Linked DNA regions of Homo sapiens: regions 2 and 3 are each linked to region 1. A link is a loop called in an ENCODE intact Hi-C map of the cell type or tissue named here. Cell type or tissue: heart left ventricle. All regions are shown on one strand. Links, peaks and the distances in the headings refer to the core of each region. The heading gives the core; the rest is flanking DNA. Region 1 has its middle 33 kb from the start of ETV4. Region 2 has its middle 27 kb from the start of MEOX1. Region 3 overlaps MEOX1 (mesenchyme homeobox 1).

What was found. A loop is a pair of places that touch in the nucleus more often than their neighbours do. Peaks named below come from ENCODE experiments on the same cell type or tissue, not always from the same donor. Only the 100,000 strongest peaks of a DNase experiment are listed, where the experiment ranks them.
Region 2: a loop joins it to region 1, with 2.4 times the contacts of the local background. A loop is called at or near these places in 24 of 110 quality-filtered maps.
Region 3: a loop joins it to region 1, with 5 times the contacts of the local background. A loop is called at or near these places in 3 of 110 quality-filtered maps.

Annotation. Positions count from the first base shown.
Region 1 is chr17:43,577,007-43,582,278 of GRCh38, reverse strand. No RefSeq gene overlaps it. Among named protein-coding and RNA genes, the nearest start is that of ETV4, 33 kb to the right of the region's middle. RefSeq lists enhancers at 2,653-3,270, 3,251-3,300. In heart left ventricle, for the core only: no CTCF peak of the experiment used is centred there; DNase peaks (open chromatin) are centred at 458 and 3,165; H3K27ac peaks cover 2,756 bases.
Region 2 is chr17:43,631,583-43,638,855 of GRCh38, reverse strand. No RefSeq gene overlaps it. Among named protein-coding and RNA genes, the nearest start is that of MEOX1, 27 kb to the left of the region's middle. In heart left ventricle, for the core only: no CTCF peak of the experiment used is centred there; a DNase peak (open chromatin) is centred at 4,055; H3K27ac peaks cover 1,170 bases.
Region 3 is chr17:43,643,452-43,650,724 of GRCh38, reverse strand. It overlaps MEOX1 (mesenchyme homeobox 1), which reads left to right. Exons shown (of 3, transcript NM_004527.4): 2 at 7,065-7,237. Among named protein-coding and RNA genes, the nearest start is that of MEOX1, 15 kb to the left of the region's middle. In heart left ventricle, for the core only: a CTCF peak has its summit at 4,417 (motif pointing right); a DNase peak (open chromatin) is centred at 4,484; H3K4me3 peaks cover 1,328 bases; H3K27ac peaks cover 2,507 bases; H3K27me3 peaks cover 395 bases.

The DNA of each region.
Region 1 (5,272 bases), core at 192-5,191:
AGGTTGCAGTGAGCCAAGATCACACCATTGCAATCCAGCCTGGGCAACAAGAGCGAAACTCTGTCTCTAAATAAATAAATAAATAAATGTTTCTTTCTAAGCCAACTGCCTGATGACATGGTCTGAATTGGGGGAACAACTAGGGATGGGAAATGACAAGGCTTTGAACCACTATTCAAGGGTTCTTATGGTAGTGATCACCTCTTATAGACATTTGAGATTATTGCATGAAGATCAGGAAGAGAATCTGTAGCAGAGAATTAGGAAGAAGATGGTGGTGAATGCCCATTGCCCCCACTACACACATCATGGCTCCCTCCACCCAGAGATCAAAGGAGTTGCCTCCTCTCCAGAGGGCTCAGGAGATGCCCATGCTCAGTGCCCTCCTGGTGTGCTGACTGCGTGCTGGCCTTTAGGAGCCCGCCTCCTCCAGTAAGTGCCAGGCCTGGGGAGACCTTGGATGTAAGCCCGAGGGAGTGTCCTGGACCTTGGACCGCAGGCCCACCCAGCAGGGTGTCCTGTCCCCAGCACAGTGGAAAGGTCTTCAGTCCCCTCTCCCTGCCCTCCAGCCTTCAGCTGGACTCTCCCAGATGTCACTGGCTATATTTTCAAAAATAGGAAGAATTCCAAAACCAGATTCCAAGTGCTATACCTCCCACACCCTCCCGTAGCCCCACCAGCCTGCCAACCTTTTGAGGCAATTATAATTAGAAACCAGGGTCAGGAGCAGTGGCTCACGCCTGTAACCTCAACACTTTTGGGAGGGCAAGGCAGGAGGATCCCTTGGTCCCAGGAGCTCAAGACTAGCCTAAGCAACAGAGAGAGAGAATTAGAAGCCAGTGTGTGTGGAAGACAACATCAGCAGACATTGTTCAGAGACGTGCAAACCACAAAGGGAGCCAGTCTGTGGAGGAGGCCAAAGAGTGGGGACCTTAGCTGACCCATCACCCCTCCTGTATTCCGGCTTCTTTCTCCTCCAGCCCTTCTGGACTCCAAGGACCTAGCTCCACAGGAAGCTTAAAGTGAGGTGGAATGTTCGCCACTGTTATTATTAACAGAACATCCGCTAACATTCTAATTGAAAATTTAACTCTAATTATTCCAGTTTACCAGGAATGCAAGCAAAAGCAGGACCAACTGTGATGCACCAAATAGATACACGTGAAAAGACAGATAAGCAAATAGGAAGAGACAAAGCTGGGACCAGTGAACCAGGGGACCCCGGGACATTTATTCCACTCACAACTCAAACACCATGTCGCCTCCCACCTGGAGAACCTTCTACCCCTCAAATCGTCCCCAAATATACATCCTTTCCCACTGCCCCTCTGCTCTTCCCAGCCCTACACTAGCCAATGATCCCTACTTCTTGCTCAAATCAGAGCTGCAATCAGAGATTTTACTGCTGTGAATACAAAAAATGCCTAGAGTCTTTTTTTTTTTTTTTTTTTTTTGGAGATGGAGTCTTGCTCTGTCACTCAGGCTGGAGTGCAGTGGCGCTCCAGATCTCAGCTCACTGCGACCTCTGTCTTCTGGGTTCAAGCAATTCTCCTGCCTCAGCCCCCCAAGTGGCTGGGATTATAGGCACCCGCCACCACGCCCGACTAATTTTTTTGCATTTTTTTCAGTAGAGACGGGGTTTCACCATGTTGGCCAAGCTGGTTTCGAACTCCTGACCTCAAGTGATCTGCCCACCTCGGCCTCCCAAAGTGGTAGGATTACAGGCGTGAGCCACCATGCCCGGCCTAAGACTGTCCTTTGAAAATGGTGCTTCACCCTCCACAGAGCATGTGGCAGTATGCAGCACAGTCTAAAAAGCCACAATAAATAAACATGGTGGCAATATTTTACTGAAATGTTTGGCAGGGAGAACCTTTATTCTTACCTAAAAACAACTCGGATAGGTTATAAGGAAGAGAGCAACACTTGCATGCATATTACATAAAACACCATCTTCAAAATCATGCAGGCTAAATACAATGCTGTATCCAGGATTAGATCCTGGAACAGAATGAAGATATTAATGGAAAAACTGGTGGAATCCAAATGAAGACTGGAGTTAATTACTAGTAATGTACCAACGTTAATTTCTCAGTTTTGACAAAAGTACCAGAGTTACATAATATGTTACCATGAGGGGAAACTGGGTAAAGGGTATATGAGAACTATGTGCTATCATTGCAGCTTTTCTATAGGTCTAACATTATTCTAAAATGTAATGTTCATTAAAAAAAAAAAAAAAAGCATGTGGCTGCTTCCAGCTTTCTGAATCCCCACCGCACCCTCACCACTCCCCAGCACAAGGTCATCGTCCTCCCCAGCACAAGGTCACCGTCCTCCCCAACAGAGTTCCTTGGGCAGCAACCACTAGAAACCCCACAAAGACCAGCTGGGGCCAGAGGCAGGATGTGTGGTCCTGGGCAGGTCTGAGACAGATCAAACACAAGGTAATCAGTCTGCAGAACCACAGACAACACAGACCTACGCCATGGAATTCCAGATCATTCCAGATCTACAAGTCATTGGTTCATTCCATAAGTATTTATCATAGCACATAGCACGCGCCAAGCACCGTGCTAGGCTGTCTTGAGAATGGAGGTGTGGGGAAAGAGGGATGAGGTACAAAGATGCATACCCAGAGAAGGAATCTCCTCCCTTAAGGAAGCAGTGAGGGGAACAGACGAGCTCCACACACAAAGGGACGGGAGGAGAGGGATAGACACAAAGCCTGCTAGAGGTGATCAGGGAAGGCTTCACAGAGGAGGCAGTATCAGTCCCAGCAACTGTAGCCCAGTTGCTCCCCGTCACCCAAAGACAGCCACACCTGATCCCCTGGCTCAGGCAGCTGGAAAGAGGAGCTGAGAAAAAGGAGAGTCATGCTCTCAGCAAACATCAAGTGCTGTAAGCATCATAAAATCATCATCATCATCATCACCATCAGACACTGATGGCCCAGTGGGAGGCCTGGGACCCTGAAGAGAGCCCAGGTAAGGGGCAAACAGGCTTGGAGGAGGCAATTGCCTAGGGCAGTGGTGTGGGGGTGGGGGGCTGCTTCCCCATACCTGTAGCTAGCAGGGCCGCGGGGTAAGGGGCATGTTGACACAGCTGGTAAGAAAGGCTTTGTCCCTGCCTCATTAATCACTTCAGCACAGGAGCTCCGAGGGAGGGGACGCCCCAGGGGCACTGGGCTAGCTCTCACGGGGGAGCCCCTCAGAGGCAGAGAGAGGTGGCCCGGCTTCAGGCCCAGGAGCCAGGGGAAGGTCTGAAGAGGGCAGGATGGCGTGGAAGGAGGCTGCCCAGGCCCTAGGGACCTACGGGCCAGGGGATTTCCCAGCCAGGATGTTTGTCGCAGAACATCAGCCTTCCTGCCCAGAGGCTAAAGCACTTCCAGCAGGCAGCCCGCAGATGGTAACCCCCTAACAAGAAGGTCCCAGGAGGGGCATATATATTTTCCTTTCTCATTTGGCCAAGCCAGTGTCAGCTGCTTGCCATGCGATTCCTGACCCTCCTGCCCGGGTGTGTGTGTGTGTGTGTGTGTGTGTGTAAAGGGTCACAAGCCTTTACTGAGAACAGAGAGGAGGTCCATCCACCTTTGCTCTGAATGCAGCAAGGGAGAGGATGGGGAAGCAGTGGAATTGTTTCCACTTCTATTATTTACTATTCTCTCCACAAACACTTATGGAACACCTACTATGCGTCTGGCACTGTTCTAGTGACTGGGAGCAGAGAGAACACAGAACAGAGAGAAGGTCTGCTTTTCTGGAGCTTGCCTTCTAGAGGGGGCAGCAGAGAATGGGAAAACATTATGTTCACCAGAGTGGTCAGGCAGGCCAACACCCTTCTGGGCCAACTGAGCTCAGACCTAGTTTCCAGAACCACCCTCCCTGGGCATCCTCTTCCTCCCTCCCAGCCCTCACTGAGGCCTCTCCCAAATCTGAACGTGGAGGCCCCAAGGTGGGCTGGCAGCCGGAAGGCATGAAGAACTCCCCAGGATCCCCTGTCTCTAATGAAAGAGAGAAGCCAGTTCCGGGCAGCTCGCGTCCAGTTTCATTGTAAATCCTCTAGACTGTCGGATGGCCAAGTGGCCCAGGGTCTCCTCTGCCCTCTCTCCTCTGCCTGGGGGGTGAGGGGCTCTTTGCCTCTCCCTCTGTCACTTCCTCACTCCTTTCTCTTTCCCTCCCGCATTCTCTTTCATTCTTTCTCCTCCTTTCTTCTTTCTGCTTCCCCTCCCCAGCCTCTGTTCTCTCTCTGAACCCCCCTCCCCTTCTTCCTGTCTTGCATTTTCCTGCCCAGGAATCAGACCCCAGACAGTACCTAGGAAGTCTGCGGCCTTGCCTAATAGAACCGTAATAGTCCTCAGGGAGGCGCGATAATGACATCCTCCTTAAATAAAAGGACTTAATGGAGATTTCCCAAATTTGAAAACCACATTTCCACTAGCAACCCATTCAGCAAGCGACGGCTCTGGAAAGGAACTCGTGGGAAGCTGCAATGGGGAGGGGGTGAAGTGGCAGGAGGCAAGGAGTTTGTGCAAAGAAGGTTCTATTCATAGGGGGCTTTCTGTGGCAGGACAAAGAAGCTGGTCTGAGGACACAGATCATAAAGGTGGGCCATCTCATCCCTCCTCACCCTATTGGGCCAACTCCTTAAGAGAAGAGGCTCAGCATCAGGAAGTCCTGGATGAGCTACTTCACCCCTCTGAGCCTCAACGTCCTCAGCTGGGAGTTGGGTGTAATCTTCTCCCAGTTACTCAACGAGGGTCAGGAGATTAGCACTCACCTAGTTCCTGACATGTAGCAGAAGCCAAATGCACTTCAGGCTGCCTCCTTAACAAACACAGCCAGACGGGGTCCTCCTAATCCTGGGACTAAGCAGACAAACCAGCCCAGCCCACCCCACCCATTCACCCTGGACTTAAGGGAATAACAAGCTATTGCTGGGGAGGGGGTGGTGGAGGGGAGATCATGGGTTTCTCATCGCCTCTGTCACTAGGATACTGATAAACCGTTAAGTGAGGTGTGGATATAGAGTCAAGATCTTGGGGACTCTGGGATCCCACAATTTATCTCAGGTAATCATGTAAACCTTTTTGGGTCCCACTAGCTCCACTGAAAACAGAGATGCAAAGACTGAACCAAGGACTCTGGAGCCCCCAAGTAATTCCCACTACCCCCCAAACCCAAGCCAAGGATGTGAATGAAGCTAAGGGAAGAGCAGTATGGCAAATGCGTGTTTCATGAATAAACTGTCAGGAGTCCCAGATAAAGGGCAC
Region 2 (7,273 bases), core at 1,040-6,039, 56 kb before region 1:
AAAATAAAAGTTATCATTTTAACCGTTTTGAAGTGCACGGTCCCGTGGCATTAAACATTTTCTCATTGTTGTGCAGCCATTGCCACTATCCATCTCCAGAACGTTTTCATCTTCCCAAACTGAGACCCTTTGCCTATGGAACACTAACCCCTATCCCCTCCCCTTCATTCACCTGCATTTACATAGTGTTTGCGCCATATTGAGCACTGTTCCGCTTTACATGTACAAACTAAGTGAATTCTCTTAGCCATCCTAAGAGGTAGTACTACCGTCATTCCCATTTCACACATGAGGTAACCAAGGCGGAGAGAAGCTGAGTAAACTCCCAAGGTTTTATGGTGGTTAGTGTTTGGGGTGGATTGTATTATTGGGCCTGGTTATCTTCTTCCCTCTCCACTGGGGAACATGCCTCCCTGATCATTGCCATATGATGCACCTGCCGCGGTAAGGGCACACTTCCTCACCTAATTGACATCAGCTTGTCCTTGTGGCCTGCTTTGGCCAATAGAATGTGAGCAGAAGGATATGTGCTGTATCCAAGCAGAAGCTTTACGGGTCATCACACGGCTGTACTCCTGCTCTTTTCCCTCTGTACGAGGCTGAAATGGAGGATCCCTAGGTTCCAGAAGGAGAAAAACATGGAACAAAGCCAAAGCTGACCCCATAGCCTTCACAGATGTCAGTGAGGATATAAACATTTGTTGCTGTAAGCCACTGGGATTTGTGGGTCACGAGCTCGTGAAAACTGACCACTCCAGTGATGAAGCTGGGTTTGGAATTGACGCATTCTGGCCCCAGGCCAACACTTCCTATGCCTGATCTGGGTGCCTAAGCTTTTCTATTCTGCTGCCTACTGCCCTTTGCCACCTAGGATGACTATAAGCATCTCAAACTCCGATATCTGAAGGGGAAATCGCCATTCCCGCAGTTGGGTGAGCACCACTGCCTGCATTCTGATTCTTCTACTTTAGCTGGCAACACCACAACCTACCTGTTCATTCACACTGGAAACCTGGGGCACATCGTCATACAGACCTCTGCTTTTCCGAACCAATCCACTACCTGGGCCTGCTCATTTTACTTCCCACATAGATACTTCTCCCACCCACGGCATTGTCTTCCCACCACCACTGCCTTCCTTCTGGCTGCTGATGTCTCACTTGAATTAGAGCCTCTGAGAGCTCTCCCTCCTGATCTGAGGCTGCTCAAATCCCATCCCCTCTCAGCCTGTAGAGTGATCACAAAAAAAAATTCAACCCTGTCACCCCCAATTTAAAACCTATCGGTAGCTTTCCTCACCTACAAAATAAAGAGCCTTCACAGGTCTCCATGATCCAGCCCCTGACCACCTCCACAGCCGCAACCTACCACCTCCGCCACAAATCCTGGGCTCTAGCAAGACCAAGCCACCTTCCATTCCACAGCCATAGGCCATGTGATTTCTCCATTCCTTGGCTCATTCCCTTCTGTCTGGAGTGCTCTCCCACACCTGGAGCCCCAAGGACTTATGGATTCTAGGAGCACTCTAAAGGAACACGCAGGAAGTTTAAATATAAATATGGCCCAAGTTTTTTTTTTGTTTTGTTTTGTTTTTTAAGAGACTTCGTTTCCCAAGCTGGAGTGCAGTGGTGTGATCATGGCTCACTGCAGCCTCAAACTCCTAGCCTCAAGCAATCCTCCCACCTCAGCCTCCTGAGTAGCTAGCTGGGACTAAAGGTGTGAGCCACCATGCCCAGCTAATTTTTAAATGGCTTTGTAGAGATGGGGGTCTCACTATGTTGCCCAGGCTGGTCTTGAACTTCTGGCCTCAAGGGATCCTCCTGCCTCACCTCCCAAGGCCCTGGGGTTACAGGCATGAGTCACTGCACCCAGCCCAAACTAATTTTCAATAGTAGATCAATGCCTAACACGAGGCAGCAACATTCACCAATTTCTAAAACCATCAGAAAAAAACCTCAGTGTGAGAATTTTCCTTTCCCCAATAAACCCAGTTAATAAGCCCACTGAGGAGAGTTTGATCATGAAATTAAAAGTACATGCACACAGCAATCAAGAGGTTTCTGGTTTCTTTTGAACATTCCATGCACTCCTCTCCCTCTTCAGCGTTGGTGTTTGATTGACCTGCACTGGGTGAGCAGTAGCTGGGACCAGCTGTTCCTCAAGTTGGTAAAAATCCTCCACTTTCTCCCGAGGGCAAAGCTGCATGAAGGAAGCAAGGCCACCCACTGGCAACTCCTTGATGGGAACCAGTGAGTGTGACCAGAGATGGTGGCTTGGTAGGAATCCAAACAACTGAGAATTCCCAGACAGTAACTTTTCAGTAATGGTTTTCTCCATCCTTGAGAGAGCATCAGGGACGAGCGAGTGTGTGGCTGACCTGCTGAGAGAGGTGAGGAGATATGAAAAAAGAGAGAGATGAAGCAAGCGAGTAGGGAATCCATTTCCAAAGGAAAAGGCCTAGAGGGGCTCAGGCCTTCAGAAATCTGCTCACCTGCCTGCGCCAGGTCCTGAGATGGATGCGTGCATTTCTGATAGTTCTTCTATTCAAAGATGAGAATCAGTGTCAGGGAGAGATCTACTCTTTTCTGTCCAGACCCCCAAAGAACCACATTTCCAGTAACTGGGTAAGCCCATGGTGGGTGGCTTTCTTTCCTTCCATTGGGTGGAAATGATTGCCCTTAAGAGCTATATATTCTCTGCCCAGACAGAGGAGCCTGTGCCTGCTAATCCCTCACAACACCAGTGAGGCACTGGTCAGTCATGTCATCTCTTGGCCATCGTGGTGCTGGGCTCTCACCATGTTCCTTCTCTCACCGGCTGCCCCTTCTCAGTCCTATTTGCTGCCAACCCTGGCTACCTGAATATTTTTGAAACACTTTGAAAAATATCTCAAATCCGGCTGGGCGCGGTGGCTCACACATGTAATCCCAGTACTTTGAAAGGCCGAGGCAGGCAGATCACCTGAGGTTGGGAGTTCGAGAGCAGTCTGGCCAACACGGTGAAACCCCGTCTCTACTAAAAATACAAAAATTAGCTGGGCGTGGTGGCACATATCTGTATTCCCAGCTACTTGGGAGGCTGAGCCATGAGAATCACTTGAACCCGGGAGGCAGAGGTTGCAGTGAGCTGAGATCATGACTGCACTCCAGCCTGGGCAACAGAGCGAGACTCCGTCTTAAAAAAAAAATCTTAAATCCACGCCCTTCTCTAATGCTACCTGTGGCCATGACTGTTCCTTTATTCTCTATCTTCCCAACTTGTGTGTGTTCCTTTATGGCCACTACCACAATTTGTCATTCTTCTATTTTTTGTTTGCTTATTCATTTATGGTCTGCTTTATAAGCTGGAAGAAAGAGAAAGGGATGTGTTTCTCTGACCATTTTATTCTCAGCTACCACATGATGCCTGGCACATAATACATGTTCAATAGATAGTATTGGATGAGTGGACACATGGATGGATGGATGGATGGATGGATGGATGGATGGATGGAGGAACCGTTAAACTATTGACATCACTGACTTCTCGGTTCAAAACTGCCCATTGCTGGACATGTGGACAGTGTAGGAGAAGCTCAGTCCAGAAGCTGGTTAGGTGGCTTGATGCAGTCAGGGCTTCAGAGACCACCAGGTCTGGCCGGCCATGCCCTTGAAGAGGGGCACTGAACAGTCACCCTGTTTCTACAGCCCCAGGGAACTCTCTGGGGCCAAGGTTCTCTGCAAATCCCTCCCCCACTCTCTGAGCTCTGTCTGAAGTCTGGACAAACCTCTCCTCTTTGACCCATGGTTGGCAAAAAAAACAGCTTCCAGAGCCTGACCACTGACAACAGCGAGACTCAGAAGTGTGCCTGATAAGAGGTTTGTGAGCCACTCACGCACGTCTCTGAGGGTGACGCTTAATAGCTTCAAGGTGACATCAGGGTTGGGACTAATATCCGATTGAACAGAAAGAGACATGACCTAACTCGTCTCTCACCGTGGGCCTGGCTGCGAGAGCTTCTCTTTCTTTATTAATTTCCTAACCGGAGCTGCTGGCTCAGGACTCCAGCCTGTCCCCAGAGCCGGGGCCCACGGCTGGGCTTCAATCCAGCGTTAGTGGGAAGGGAACAGGCTCAGCCAGGGTCTGAGAACCCCCAGGATGAAAGTCCACTGAGTCTGTGCTCATCTTGGCGAGAGCCTCATGGTTGGCTTTCTCCACCATCCAGCAGATTTACCCTGCTTTGAGAAAATCCAGTAGGACAGATCCAAAGGCTCTAAAAAATTACTCCTGGTAAAAAAAACCTTGCTGCAGCCTCCCAGCAAGCTGCAGGCTTCCCCAGTGGCTGTAAAGGATGGTTTTATTTGTGTTTTAAAAAATGATTTAAAACCAGTTTTCCAGGAACACAAATCCTGTCTAAAGCACCCGGTGCACCTGGCTAGAGAGCTGCAGGCCTGTGTCTGAGCTGGCTGACTGCCTGGTGGGACCATGATATCTTCAGGTTATTTTCCTTTAAAATATTCTCTGCATTGGCTGGGCATGGTGGCTCATGCCTGTAATCCTAGCACTTTGGGAGGCCGAGGTGGGTGACCAGCCTGGGCAACACAGTGAAACCCTGCCTCTACCAAAATACAAAAAGTTAGCTGGGCGTGGTGATGTGTGCCTGTAGTCCCAGCTATTCAGGAGGCTGAGGCAGGAGAATCGCTTGAACCCAGGAGGTGGAGGTTGCAGAGAACCGAGATGGTGCCACTGAACTCCAGCCTGGGCGACAGAGCGAGACTCCATCTCCTAAAAAAAAAAAAATTCTCTGCATTGCAGGAAGAGAAATCCTGTGTTTCTTATCACCTTCCCTCCCCACTGCTCTCACCCTACCCGCACGTACACACATACACACACACACACACACACACACACGGCTCTCACCCTACCCCCACGTACACACACACACACACACACACACACACACACACCATCTTTGGACACTGATAGATTGCAGTTCCGACACAGGCTGTGCCACAGATTAGCTGTGTGGCCTGCATGGAGTCATTCATCTTCTCTGAGCCTCAGTTTCCTCATCCAGTGGCCTGCAGAAGTAGTGGTGCTTGATAAACACTTGTTGAAAAATGCTCCTACAAAGTACAGATCATATTTTACTCACAGGCTAATAGGAGGATTAGATTGATTCATTCACTCCACAAAAATATTACTTGAGTTCTAACTATGTGTTAAGTCCTAGGTAGGGTGAGTGGAGACGGTCAGACTGTCCCCAGGAAAATGGGGTAAGGTCTACAGAATGCCTCGCACGGTGCCTGCCTCAGAGTGGGCCCTCCAAGTGGGAATGAGTGCCCTCTGTCAGTCTGTCTGTCTCTCTCTCTCTCTCTCTCTCTCTCTCACACACACACACACACAGACACACACACACCCCAGATTCTAGTCAGAGTGCTCTTCCGCTTCTTCAGGGAGGCTGCAACACAGTGTCAGCACAAGCATGGAGCCCGGAGGAGGCCTAGGCTTCAGTACCTGCTTTTCTACTCATTTGCTGCGTGACTTTTAGCAAACCACCCATCTTCCCTGGACCGATTTCCCAACTGCAAAAAACTGAGCATTCTAATACCTTGTTCTGCCTTGAGTACAAAGGTTAAACAGATACTATGGGCAAAACGTTTTCAAAGCGCCAAGCTATACCAAAAAAGAAGTGCTGCTGAGAGGCAGTAGGGGATCGTGGGGAAAGTCAAGGGCTTGGAGGATGCCAGATCCAGATTTGCTTCTGATGCGTTAACCCAGAACAGAACTTTTCACACTGTGGCCACACATGACAGCCCCTAAGCACATCTTACAATACCGATTCAGCCACTATGTCAATCCCCTCACACCCACACCCCCTCCATGGGAGGCATCGCTCAGATCTTCACCCAGGGGCAGCTGGGGAGGAGCAGCCTCTTCAGGAAGGAACCAGAAAGTGAAGGCCCCAGGAAGTCCCTAGGGCGCTCAGCCCATTGTTAAGCTTGACCCGTCCACCCTCCCTTCATCCTGTCTTGCCATGGCTCTGCCCCCTAGGACCCCACTTTTCCTTCCCAACATGACCAGCCCGTGAAAGATCTAGAGTACAGAAAAACCAGGCACAACTGTCTCTTCTCCACAGCGAGGTGCCCTGCAGGCCTGCCAAGCAGGCAAGTCCCCCTCCAGAAGCCGGTACCAAGTGCTGAAGGCTGTGTTTCTTCTAAGAGAGGGTGGGGGAGGCCTGGGCCCCTTCAAATGCCCTTTCATCCTCAGCTGCTCCCGTTCACACACCTCTTCCCTGACAGGCATGAGGAGAAGCTATTACTCGAGAAGACTGCTGGTGGGGACACTGGAGTGGCCGAGGCCCATGAGCCTGGGGGGACCCCTCAGTCAGGACCAGGCTCTTTCTACTCAAGAATCTGTGGCCCTTCTGGGGGCTGTGGCACAGGATGCGGGGCCTTCATCCCACAAATCCCCTCTGTGCATCCCCTGCCGGATCTCTGTGGAGCAGATGCCAGGGGTGGGGGCAGGACACAATGCCCCTCTTTGTTGGGGGGATCCGGGCCGGCAGTCGGGAGGAAATTAGACAGCGCTCCTGACAGCAGGCTCCGTCTGGGGTGTCTGTGAAATATGGGCCAGAGGGGCTCCTTCCAGAGACCAGTTCATGGCCGCCGACCACCCCCACCCCTGCTTTGGGCAGAGAGGACACTGCCTGTTTGGAGAGAAATGATATATGACACGCAGCTTCCTTTCCTCCTCTCCTGAGGGGCTTAACGCAGCTCTGAGAGCCTGGGGAAGCTCATGGCTGCTCCTTGGAGGTGTGAATGTACGCACATATGTGTACACATGTGTATGTGCGTGTGTGTGTACCTGTGTGTGCACACATCTATGAGCCTGTAGGTGTGTGCGTTGTGTGGGTGTTTTCTGAGTTTGTGTGTGTATCTGCTCACTCCATGGCCAGAGGAGAGGGCTCAAAATCCTGGCCAAACAAAATGTTGGCCAAGATGGCACCCTCTTTAGCATCCCTTCATTTTCACAGGCCAGGATGAGGACCTTTGGGGCCTAGGGCCTAAACAAAGCTATTCAGAGAGTGGTGGTGTGAGGCGAAGGGGAGGGAGATTACTGAGCACCCTGTCCGCTGATTCCATCCTCCAAGTGGCCACCTCACAAGGCAGGAACTGTTTTCAGGATGAGCACATCTCCCGCCCCACGGAGGCTCCTAATCCAGCCACAGCATAGCCTGCAGAGCCTCCAATGGCCCCTGAACCATTTGTCTTCAAGAGAGGAAATGGTAGGC
Region 3 (7,273 bases), core at 1,402-6,401, 67 kb before region 1:
TGTCTATGCTGTGACAGTGCAGGAAGCCACAGACACCGTTTTCCGAGGATTTGCCAAGGTTTCACCTACTGATGTCATGCTCCAAATATTCCCTTCTTTTTCCCTCTCTGGGGAGTCCCAGGGAGAGAGATCTGAACCCAGACTCAGACAATGTCCCTAAGATAGGCACAGCCTCCATACTCATCCTCCCCCGAGGGCAGCGTGACATGAGGCTATAGCCCTAGACTGGTCCCAGGGGCCTTGGGCAAGTCATTTAGTCTCTGGATCTTAATTGCTCATATGTTCAACGGGCTAATGTGTACCTTACCTACCTAATGGAATAATTAAGAGGATAAAATAGGAGACAGCCCAATAGGGTGGAAAGAGCTTCCTAACAAGAAAATCTGGGTTCTAGGCCCAATTCTGCCCCTAACTTGCCGTGTGTCCTTACAGGAGTTCCTTACCTTCTCTAAGCTCACCTATAAAATGAAAAGGTGACATTGATCATCTCTAAGTCCCTCCCACCTCTACTTTCTATGATTCTGTAGTATCTGTGAAAGCCTAAAAGAAGTTCTCTTTGGAGGAAAGAAATCCCTTGTCAACTGCACAGTGCTATTTGAATGTGAGGCATTTGGCATCCTGTCTGATTTGGATATTAATTTATGTAAACTGGTGCCCTCAGAGTTGGACTGTAGAGTACAGAACTCCAGAAATGTTCAGACAGGGATGGGTCTGTCTGAACCTCCCTGTAGCTCTGATAAAGCTGTCTGCTCACTTTACGAAGGCCTGCCAAATGTGGCAGCTACATATGAAATAATTTGCCCTGGATGGTGTGGAAGCTCATGGTGGAAACCGCAATCACATGCACACCGTTTGCATTTCTCTGGGCATTTGACTGTTCCCTCACAGCCCTGCTCCAGCAGAGGGTGAGGGCTATGCAGGGGCTGGGGTGGGGCAACTCCTTCCTAATCACAGAGGCAGCCCACTGAGGGCCAGCATCCTCCCTCCGCAGTTCTGGAAGAGGCATCTGCGGCCCCCAAGAGAGAAGCAGCGCAGGAGTGATGTGGATTGCCATGTGACACATCTAGTTGTTGTGCCTGGAATTGTGGAACTCTGAAGGCTGCAGCAATAGTGGCCTAGGCCAGGTGCAGTGGCTCATGCCTGTAATCTCAGCACTTTGGGAGGCCGAGGCAGGTGGATCACCTGAGGTCAGGAGTTCGAGACGAGCCTGGCCAACGTGGAGAAACCCCATCTCTACTAAAAATACAAAAATTAGCCTAGTGTGGCGGCAGGCACCCATAATCCCAGCTACTCCAGAGGCTGAGGCAGGAGAATCGCTTGAACCCAGGAGGCAGAGGTTGCGGTGAGCCGAGATCCCGCCATTGCAGTGACCAATCTCCAGCCTGGGTGACCAAAGTGAGACTCAGCCTCAAAAAAAAAAAAAAAAAAAAAAAAGCTGAAAGGCCAGACATTTAAAAGATAACCCTTTCACACAGGTCTGGAGATGTGGTGCCTTAAGGAGCATAGTGCTCTAACTCTGCCCGTGAGTCATCTCAGATATAATCTCCAATAGAACTCTTTCTGATGGTTCTTGTGAACAGAGCTTCAGTGACATGCCAGGCACTGTGCTAGGTGTTAACGCCCGCTATCCAGCTCCTGTTACTTCTCAGCCTGATAAGCACAGCGGGTGTAGCTATTCCTGCTTTGCAAATGAGGAAATTGAAGCTCCAAGAACCTAAAGGACTTGCCCAAGATCCAAAAGCTCTTCCTCGGTGCCTCACTCACCTATGAGTGCTAAGGCCCAGGTTCACCAACAGGTCCTCCGACACGTCTGCATATATAACTTCCCTCCACACAGCTCAAGGCAGGGAGAGAGAAACGGCCCAGCAGAGCCCTGATCATTGAGCTGTGGGAAGGCTGGGGAGGGCTTTGGAACAGAGCACACAGCAAGACCTCAGATCTGACTGAAGGGAGGAACTAGGAGCTGAGACAAGAATACGTGAAGTTGGAAGAGCCTCAGACTTCATCAAGGCTAAGGGTTCTCAATGGAAGAGAGAGTAGGGAGTGTAGGGCATCAAGGCTTATGTTCCAGGAAGGAATTCTGACACCAGCTCCCTGGCAGAAACAGAATCCGGTCCAATCCCATACTTCTACACATGGGGAAACTGAGGCCCACAGAGGAGAGGAAGCCTCCCTAACAAAGTTGTACTATCCTGGGAACAGACCATCTTGGGAAGCATGAGTTAGTTTCTTTTTCTTTTCTTTTTTTTTTTTTTTTTGAGACAGAGTCTTTCTCTGTTGCCCAGGCTGGAGTGCAGTGGTACTCGTGGCTCACTGCAAGCTCCGCCTCCCAGGTTCATGCCATTCTCCTGCCTCAGCCTTCCCAGTAGCTGGGACTACAGGCGCCCGCCACCACGCCTGGCTAATTTTTTGTATTTTTAGTAGAGACGGGGTTTCACCATGTTAGCCAGGATGGTCTCGATCTCCTGACCTTATGATCCGCCCGCCTCGGCCTCCCAAAGTGCTGGGATTACAGGCCTGAGCCACCTGCGCCCCACCCAGCATGAGTTACTTTCATGTGGCAGGGTGCACAGGAACTGTGCCCATGAGCAGGGTGACCGAACAGCTCCCAGAAACGGCATGCAAGTGCTCATAGTGTTTCCATCTTGCTGAATATATTGCAATTTGTAATACTGTTGCAGAACAAAGAGAGCGTAACTTCCACTTCAACTTTCATAGCTTGCTTCCCATACTTCTGGTCCCTTCATCATTTCCAACAGTGGTGAACGTTGATCCCACTCTGGGAAGTTGACAAGGGACAACCGCCCTCCCAGAGCCAATATCCATCCCACCCACCATTAGTAGGTATTGCCCCCAGGTTCACACAGGGAGTTAGCTGAGACCGTCAGTTCCCAACCCAGACTTCTTCTTCCTGTTTCCTCTGCTGGAAATCGGCACTGGAACCCCAGAGGCTAAATCAGGGCAATAAGAGACAGGAGAGGAGAGGTGGCCAGGGATGGGGCATAGCTTGGCTGGCAGTAGTCAGCTGCCCTATTTGCAGAACTGGGGTGGGGGAAGTTATTTGGGGGACATCATGGGGCACCTGTGCACACCTAAGCAGGTCTTGGAGGAGGGTAGATGTGGGTAGCAAACAGGGTGGTGACCCCAGGACCTCTGGAAGGGGTGACAAGCCCAGCTGCCATGGTCCAGCTCCAGGCCCCAACCTGAGCCAGCCAGCCAGGAGATATGGAGAGCCTTGGCTCTAATCAGATGGATCTGGGTTCAAATCTCCCTTCTGTCACCTAAAAGCTGTCAGGCACACTGGGCAATTTCCTGGGCCTGTCTGAGGCTGGCTCTTCTGTATAACAGGATTATTTAGCAAATACTTAGCAAGTACTTTTTCCTCTTCTCTCTAGGAGAATTATGTGCAGAACTGGTTGGGGGCGCGGTAGGGGTCAGTTGTGCCAGGTACAGAAGCAACTATGGCTAGATGCTAGGGTGAGAAAAAGTGTTTCCCTGGGGAGACAGCTATTAATCAAATTATCACACAAACCCATGTTAAGAGTGCTAAAGGGGGTAAGAACAGTATCCACTCATAGGCCGCTGTGTGGTGAGGTTAAAGCCGCAGATGCCTCTGGGCACACACAGAAACCTTCAAGAAGTGCATCTGTTTCTATCCCAGCCCTTCAATGGCATCTCGTGGAGCTGATAAATTGGAGAATATATTTGTCCAGCACTTTTAGATTTTTCTTTTTTTTGAGACGGAGTTTTGCTCTCGTTGCCCAGGCTGGAGAGCAATGGCGCAATCTCGGCTCACCGCAACCTCCGCCTCCCAGGTTCAAACGATTCTCCTGCCTCAGCCTCCCGAGTAGCTGGGATTACAGGCATGAGCCACCACGCCCAGCTAATTTTTTGTTGTTGTTTGTATTTTTAGTAGAGACGGTGTTTCTCCATGTTGGTCAGGCTGGTCGCGAACTCCCGATCTCAGGTGATCCGCCCGCCTCAGCTTCCCAAAGTGCTGGGATTACAGGCGTGAGCCACCTTGCCTGGCCACTTTTAGATTTTAATAGCATGTTGCACACACATATTAACTCGTTCGGTCTTCCAATAACCCTAGGAGGTAGGTGAAATTTCCTCAATTTCTTGATGAGGAGACTGACGCCCAGAGAGGCTAAGTGACTTCCTCAAAGTCTCCAGCATGGAGATTCAGGATTCAAGCCTCTGCGGTCCTCTGGGCTATCCACTCCCCGCAACCGTGGAAAGGAAGGGCTGGGAAACACTAAGCCTCGGGACGGGAGAAGATTGGGAAACCAGTCCCCGACCGCGCCCGTCGTCTAAGCCCGGGTTTCCTGCCTCTCTCCGGGCCCGTGGGCCGGGCTGTGCTCCGGGAAGCCCGTCATCCGCTCGTGACCGACCCTCCCCGGCCCGCTGCCAGGAGGGGGCGCGGCGCTGGCGGCGGCCAAGGCCGGAGGGCTCCTCGGGGACCCCGGCCCGGGGCTGCGCGTCCTTCCCTGCTGCCCACGCTCCCGCTTCCGGAGGGGTCTGGACCTGCCTTCTCCGGCCTGGAGCCAGAGGCCGCCGGGCAGGCAGCCCGCGCCAGGAACTCGGCCCCCTGCCCTGCTCCCCGGGCGCGCCCCGCGGGCGGCCAACCCGGATCGGACGCGGACCCCCGGGCCAGGGTGCCACGACACCCCTGACCCGGGCACCGGGACTATCGGGCCCCTCCCCCGCCTTCTCGAGTTCCCGGAACGGTGGCACCCACTCCCCTTCCATCCCCCGGCGGAGGCCACGGACGCGCAGCGCGAGGTGGGCCAGGCGCCCAAATCACTTTACCGTGCGCCTCCTGCTAGAGAGTCGCCCAGCCCAAGGCAGTGGGGCGCGGAGGCGGAGGACGGGGAAACTGAAATACAAAGGGATTGAGTGGAAAGCAATAGAGGGGGGTGCTGGGAGGGGAACCAGCTAGGCTCAAAGCTCCAAAGTGGATCGCCGGGTTAATGTGGGGTTCCTGCCTCGCCACCCACTCCCAATGCGGCTGCTTAGCCGACTGCATAGGCGGCTTCTCTGCTTTACACTAGGGGGTCTGAATTCCCCAGCCCAGTCCCCCAGGTAGCTTAGACCCGGCCTCTGAAAACAGAAGATCCCTCCTTCCAACACTCCTCGCCGGCAAGGCAGAGATGGGTCTTTCAGGGAGCAGGACGTTGGGCCGCAGGTTTCGGTAAAGCACCTCACTCGGAGCCACAGCCTCCATGTCTATAAAATGAGGAAAATGGACCGGGCGCAGTGGCTCACGCCTGTAATCCCAGCACTTTGGGAGGCCAAGGCGGGCAGATCACGAGGTCAGGAGATCGAGATCATCCTGGCTATCACAGTGAAACGTCGTCTCTACTAAAAATACAAAAAAATTTGCCGGGCGTGGTGGCGGGCGCCTGTAGTCCCAGCTACTCGGGAGGCGGAGGCAGGAGAATGGTGTGAACCCGGGAGGCGGAGCTTGCAGTGAGCCGAGATCGCACCACTGCACTCTAGCCTTGGCGACAGAGCGAGACTCCATCTCAAAAAAAAAAAAAAAAAAAAAAAGATAATTAATGAAGCAAACGTCTTTTAAATGTTAGAGCCCCGGGCTCCTGCAGCCATTCCCTGGCCACGTGGCATGCATTGCGAGTTAATTGTGTAAGTGTGTGGTCTTCTTCCCACCTCCTCTCCACCCACCACCTCCATTCATTAAAGTGAAGGTAGAGCTGCCTCCCACCCGTCTGCTCAAGAGATAACCATTCAGCCCCTTTTATTTGTTCAGGACTTTACCGTTTGTAAGCCCTTCCTAAATTTTTTTTTCAAGACGTAGTCTTGCTCTGTCGCCCAGGCTGGAGTGCAATGGCGTGATCTCCGCTCACTGTAGCCTCCGCCTCCTGGGTTCAAGCGATTCTCCTGCCTCAGCCTCCCAAGTAGTTGGGATTACAGGGGCGTGCCACCGCGCCCAGCTAATTTTTTGTATTTTTAGTAGAGACGGGGGTTTCGCCATGTTGGCCAGGCTGGTCTCGAGCTCCTGACCTCGTGATCCGCCCGCCTTGGCCTCCCAAAGTGCTGGGATGAGCCACCGCGCCTGGCCCCTACATACTTTTCATTTGAACAGTATGTGTGTGTCAAATCGCCTGAATTTAATTCTTGTCTCCCACACCCCCTGGCTGAATAAACTTGGGCAATTTGCTTAACTTCTCTGTGTTCGTTTTCTGGTCCATAAAGTGATACTAATACTAGAACCACTTGGTTGGGCTATTGAGGAATAAGAGGCTAATATATGTCAGGTACAGCACCTGGCACAGAGTGTGTCCCCTGACCCTGTTGGCAGTTATGACTGAGCCCCGCTGAATCTAACATGCAGCCTGCTTCAGAGGGCTCCAGATGGCTTTCCAGACTTGGCCCTCTGGGGCAGATTCTGATTCCGTAGGTAGGTCTGGGGCAGGCCTGAGATCCTTCAGGTCTGAACAGCTCCCTGGTGCTACTGATGCTGCTGGCACCCAGGCACTCCTTTGAGTGGTGAGGTCTTAGAGCAGCGGACTTGACTGTGCACCAGACGCATCTGGAGGGTTTGTAAAAATAGATTGCTGAGTGCCATCCCCAGAGTTTCTGACTTAGTAGGTCTGGAATGAGGCTAGGATTTGCATTTGTAACAAGCTCTCAGGTAATGCTGATGCTGCTGATCTGGGGACCATAGTTTGAGGCTTTGTTTTAGAGCATCTCACCCCTCAAGCTTATGGCCACCAGTAATGTCATGCTGGGGGGTGGGCTGGGGAGTAGAGGTCATTAAACAGCCAAGAGTAGCTTCTTATGCTTTGGGAATAAAAGAAAGTTTGGGGTGGGGGGAGGGTGGGAGGCAGGTACCTGAGATTGGAAACCAAAAATAAAAAATCTTCCCAATTCTAATATGGGTAAGACACCAGAAGGAATAAAAAGGACAGTGTAGCTTTTTTCTCAGCATCCTGTAAAAATAAGGGAGACTGGTAAAGACTGCCTAGTTGCTCAAGGGCAAAAGAAAGGGAATGGAGTCTCCCTCAGCCCATGTCTTCCTGTTTGGGGTCCTCTCTCCCCAGACAACCAGGAGAACAGAGGGAAGCCGGAGGGCAGCAGCAAAGCCCGCAAGGAGAGGACGGCCTTCACCAAGGAGCAGCTGCGAGAGCTGGAGGCAGAGTTTGCCCATCATAACTACCTGACTCGGCTCCGCAGATATGAGATTGCGGTAAACCTGGACCTCTCTGAGCGCCAGGTGCGCCCCCGGTGGGCCCCTCCTCTTCTTTGCTCT